Regions from separate parts of the Homo sapiens genome. Here region 2 is linked to region 1. The links are chromatin contacts, found by Hi-C or POLR2A ChIA-PET in ENCODE. All regions are on one chromosome and are shown on one strand. The core of a region is the stretch at or near the end of the contact, and the rest is flanking DNA. Distances in the headings are between cores, read along the strand shown. Region 1 has its middle 59 kb from the start of MYO10. Region 2 has its middle 22 kb from the start of MYO10.

Region 1 (2,679 bases), core at 81-2,580:
ATGGATTTCCAAGAGCCTCATGTAAAAAAATATAATGTATTATCCCTGACGATAATAACCTTGTTTCTAAAACAAGATTTTAGAAAACTTTAATCTCCAAATCTCATTAGGATGACAGTACAAACACACACTTAAGATCTTTAAGCAACCTTTCTGTGCATTTTGTTTTATTATATAATACACTAAATAGAATGTATATATTATATATGGTATGCATGGAGGGAGAGAGATCTAAAAAGTGAATTAACAAATGGACCACTACTTTTTGGATATTACTCCCTTGGTATGCAAAATATGAGGAAAGGGGACTTTGCCCTTTGTGAAATTCTCCTTGGGACAAAAGGCTCAACGCTGATCATTCAGTGCTCCCACAACCCCTTTAATAAAGGGAAAAATATGTCCTGAGCACATTCCTATTGGGATAATTACAAGGGACTTTCTACGAGAACAGTGTCTGCTTACCTTTCTACACACTAATTATCCTTCCAGGAAGTGGGGTTTTGCCCCGAGATCCCTCCATCCAAACCCCCAATCGCTTCCTCTAAGGAAAACATTCATCATTTCCTTCCAGCCCAGGCCTAAGCTATTTCACATTGTATTGCTCAGGGCTCTTAACAAGTCCAGAAACAATCACATTTGTGCTGTGACGATCCCTTGAAGGCAGAGTGGAAGAGATGTTGTGGAGCTTTCTAACTCCTTTCCAGTAACAACAAAATAAGCCATTGATCTTGAAAAGTGAGTAAAATCCAAATGGTTTAATAGTAAAGACATTACCCAGCAGCACCAAACACTTGCTGAAATCAGGCAGAATCTTGAGGAAAAAAAACTCATCAACCAAACTAAAATTATAAAAGGATGTGATGGTGAGGCAGCCAAAGCCTGGAGCCCTTCATCTATTTAGACAAAACAACTGCAAAGCTCACTTCAAACATGTTGATGTTTCTTCCATGGACTGGACACAACAAGCTGTTTCTGCCTTCTGGAAGTGTTTTTTCCCTTCCTTATCCTAACATCAAAATGAAACCACTAAGAGAACACAACATCTCCAATCCCAAATGGTGTTTCTCTGTAAGATCCAGCTCTCTCCAGCTGAGAAGTTCATCAAATCCTAATTTAGTAGCTATTCTTTTTCAAGTTGCAGTAAACATTAATAATAGACACAAACAGTACAGGTAGTGAGAAAATCACTGCCAAAAATATCACAAGCACCCCTCAGGCAAACTTCCTCTGACTTTCTTCAGTACTTCAAGGACCTGCGCACAGTTGTCTGCCACACAGCAGATCACACTGAGGCCTTTTATGGAAGAGTGTCCCTCTCCCTTTCCTGCTCAAACTACTGTGTGTGTCGCTGGAGGCTGTAAGCCTGTGACCTGGACCAACAACAAGCCCCTGTGGTTCAGGGATCACTGCCCATTAAGAGGAGAGAAGAGGTCACTAGAAAAGGAATTCTGCTCAGTTAAGTGTCTTGCTTAGCAAGATGTAATGAGTATCTGATTCACCACACAGAGATCAATTGTTACAATCGTTTATTGGAGCCCAGGACATTAACAGCTTTAGAAGGGAGGAGAAAATAGCTCCTTTCTCCCTCTCAGCTGTCAGCACATGTTCCGCCTTCTGGTTACAGAGGAGGGGACACGCCCAGTAATTGTCCCCCAAGCCCTGGACACCACCTCAGGAGAGGGATCTCCACAAAGCCCCCCAGCCTGAACTGCAAGACAGAAATGGAATTTATAAGCGACAAGCATAAATTTTAAACATTTTCTGTTTTTTAGTTATCCCACTTACTTGAAGCACTTTCAAAGAGAAGTAAAATATGTTAACTACTTTTTTTTTTTTTTTTTAACAGAGTACTGCTCTGTCCCCCAGGCTGGAGTGCAGCCCTGTGACTTGGCTCACTACAGCTTCAAACTTCTGAGCTCAAGCAATCCTCCTACCTCAGCCTCCCAAGCAGCCGGGACTACAGGCAAGTGCCACCACATCTAGCTAACTTTTTGTATTTTTTGTAGAGACGGAGTCTCGCTATGTTGCCCAGGCTGGTCTTGAACTCCTAGGATCAAGTGATTCTCCCACCTCAGCCTCCCAAAGTGCGTGAGTCACTATGCCTGGCCATTAACTACTCTTTTCTTTTTCTTTTTTTTTTTTTTTGAGACGGAGTCTCGCTCTGTCTCCCAGGCTGGAGTACAGTCATGCAATCTTGGCTCACTGCAACCTCCGCCTCCTGGGTTCAAGCAATTCTCCTGTCTCAGCCTCCTGAGTAGCTGGGGTTACAGGCACACGCCACCATGCCCAGCTAATTTTTGTATTTTTAGTAGAGACAGGGTTTCGCCACATTGGCCAGGCTGGTCTGAAACTCCTGGGCTCAAATGATCCTCCCCTCTCGGCCTCCCAAAGTGCTGGGATTACAGACGTGTCACTGTGCCTGGCCATTAACTACTTTGAAAAGCTCTCTTCATATAAATCTCAGGAAACAAGGGTAGACAAAGACATGTATGTCTTCTCATATTTTTCATCTGATTTCTACTCTTAATTCTAAATTCTTCAAAGATAAAGGCCAAAGCTAATTAATCTATGTGGTCCTTACGGTACTGGCAGAAACAGCTGCACGTGGAGTATTCTGAATCCATCTTATTTTTGTTCATTTTTGAAAATTTAAACCATTTCCTTTTCTTTCTCATTTTT
Region 2 (2,679 bases), core at 126-2,625, 37 kb after region 1:
AGGAGTTCGTGGCCAGCCTAGGCAACATAGGGAGACCTCATTTCTATACATAATTTAAAAATTAACTGGGCATGGTGGCATGTACCTGAGGTCTCAGCTACTCAGGAAGCTGAGGCAGGAGGATTGTCTGAGCCTGGGAGGTTCAGGCTGAAGTGAGCCATGATCATGCCACTGCACTTCAGCCTGCGTGACAGGCCAAGACTCTGTTTCAAAAAAAATACATGGCCGGGTGCGGTGGCTCACACCTGTAATCCCAGCACTTTGGGAGGCCGAGGCAGGTGGATCACGAGGTCAGGAGTTTGAGACCAGCCTGGCCAATATGGTAAAACCCTGTCTCTACTACAAATTAAAAAAAAAAAAAATTAGCCAGGCGTGGTGGTGCGCACCTGTAATCCCAGCTACTCCAGAGGCTGAGGCAGAAGAATCCCTTGAATCCGGGAGGCAGAGGTTGCAGTAAGCCGAGATTGCGCCATTGCACTCCAGCTTGGGTGACAGAGCAAGACTCTGTCTCAAATAAATAAATAAATAAATAAATAAATAAATACAAAAACAAAACACTCCAAAGCACAAAAATATATCCTATGAATGATGGCTAATTTTTTTTTTTGAGACAGGGTCTTACTCTGCTGCCCAGGCTGAGTGTAGTGGAGTGATCACGACTCACTGCAGCCTGGACCTCCCAGGCTCCAGTGATCCTCCTGCCTCAGCCTCCTGAGTAGCTAAGACTACAGATGCACACCATGACACTCAGCTAATTTTTTATTTTTTGTAAAGACAGAGTCTCACTATGTTGCCAGGCTGGTCTCAAACTCCTAGATGCAAGTGATCCAACGGCCTTGGTCTCCCAAAGTGCTGGGATTACAGGCGTGAGCCACCACGCCTGGCCTTGATGGCTAATTTTATATGTCACTTGGCTGGGCCACCAGATATTTGGTCAAACATTATTCTGGATGTGCCTATGAGGGTGTCTTTGGATGAGATTTGCATTTAAATTAGTGGACTTTGGCAAATCAGATTGCCTTCCATAATGGAAAAGGGCCTCATCCAATCAGTTGAAGGCCTTACTAGAACAAAAACTGACTTCCCTTTAAGAGGAAGGAATTCTGCCAGCATTTGAACTACAACTCTTCCCTGGTCTCCAGCCTGCTGGCCTACCCTGCAGATTTTGGACTAAGCAAGCCTCCGCAATTGTGTGAGCCAATTCCTTAAACCAAATCTCTTTCTATATATACACATCCTGTTGGTTCTGTATCTCTGGAAAACCCTGACTAATATACCACTAAACTTCCCCTTACTCAGGTCTCAAGAATCCTCCCGCCTACTCCAATGCCCCCAGAATGCAGGGGGGAGCGTAACACAGCTAACATTGGAAAGCTGAATCTTAAGGTGCATCTATTACAATGAAAACAGCTCATGAAACACTTTCAAAACCATAGGAACACATTGCTAAGGCCCCGCCTAGGCCCTCGAAGCAACTGTACCAGGGAGAGGGCCTCAGACTTAAGTCAGGAGAGCTCCTTGTTCAATTTCCACCCAGTGCCACTGTGTCTGGAGTTTCTTCCTTCTGGTGGGTTGGTGGTCTCGCTGACTTCAAGAGTGAAGCCGACCTCCTCAGCACGTGTTACAACTTTTAAAGGTGCTGTGGACCCAAAGAGTGAACAGCAGCAAGACTTACTGTGAGGAGTGAAAGACTAAAGCTTCCACAGTGTGGAAAAGGAACCTGAACCGCTTGCGGGTGCTGGCGCTGGTGGCCAACTTTTATTCCCTCATTTGGCCCCGCCCACATCCTCCTGATTGGTCCATTTTACAGAGTACTGATTGGGCCATTTTACAGAGCACTGACTGGTCCATTTTACAGAGTGCTGATTGGTGCATTTACAATCCTTTAGCTAGACACAGAGTGCTGATTGGTGCATTTACAATCCTTTAGCTGGACAGAAAAGTTCTCCAAGCCCCCACTAGACCCGGGAAGTCCAGCTGGCTTCACCTCTCACCACCTCCAAAGCTAGGGGTGCTCTTTGCCTCTCTGAGGTCCTCTAACACAGTCAGGTCACACACTGCAATCTGGATACCAAATCTCCCCTTCTTGACAACTCAAAGGCATCCCTCTGGCCATGCTTTTCTCCTCTCTACCAACTTTCGCCTTTCAACTAGTCCATTCCCATAAGCACCCAAGCATGGATGGGTTCTCCTTCTTTGAAATAATAAAATTGTATTTTATTTTATTTTTGAGACAGAGTCTCACTCTGTTGCCCAGACTGGAGTGCAGTGGCGTGATCTCAGCTCACTGCAACCTCCACCTCCCAGTTCTATTGATTCTCGTGCCTCAGCCTCCCAAGTAGCTGGGACTACAGGTGCGCATCAACACGCCCGGCTAATTTTTGTATTTTTTAGTAGAGATGGGGTTTCACCACGTTGGCCAGGCTTGTCTTGAACTCCTGACCTCAACTTATCCTCCTGCCTCAGCCTCCCAAAGTGCTGGGATTACAGGCGTGAGACCCTGCACCCAGCCTCTCCTTCTTAAAATAGAACCTTTCTTTTGTCTTTACTTTTCTCTCCAGGTATTTCCCCATTTCACTAGTTTCCTTTCTAACCAACTCCTAGCAAGTCTGCGCTTAATGCCCTTCAGTCCTCTTCTCCCGATGTCTCTTAAACCCATTCCAATAAGCTTCATAGAAA

What was found. A loop is a pair of places that touch in the nucleus more often than their neighbours do. ChIA-PET counts read pairs that join two places held with the same protein, here RNA polymerase II (POLR2A). Pooled maps may share reads with other maps.
Region 2: a loop to region 1 is called in a map of endothelial cell of umbilical vein, with 3 times the contacts of the local background. The contact joins two enhancer-like sites. A Hi-C loop is called at or near these places in 3 of 168 maps with a recorded cell type or tissue (endothelial cell of umbilical vein and heart right ventricle) and 3 of 50 pooled maps. POLR2A ChIA-PET finds 5 or more read pairs at or near these places in 9 of 52 experiments (BJ, H1, IMR-90 and 6 more).

Annotation. Positions count from the first base shown.
Region 1 is chr5:16,993,487-16,996,165 of GRCh38, reverse strand. No RefSeq gene overlaps it. Among named protein-coding and RNA genes, the nearest start is that of MYO10, 59 kb to the right of the region's middle. RefSeq lists an enhancer at 1,204-1,756. Within about 2 kb of position 1,330, at least 3 of the 41 ENCODE cell types and tissues checked have a DNase peak (open chromatin) inside an H3K27ac peak, as active enhancers do; they include endothelial cell of umbilical vein, where a contact is called at or near this core.
Region 2 is chr5:16,956,612-16,959,290 of GRCh38, reverse strand. No RefSeq gene overlaps it. Among named protein-coding and RNA genes, the nearest start is that of MYO10, 22 kb to the right of the region's middle. Within about 2 kb of position 1,375, at least 3 of the 41 ENCODE cell types and tissues checked have a DNase peak (open chromatin) inside an H3K27ac peak, as active enhancers do; they include endothelial cell of umbilical vein, where a contact is called at or near this core.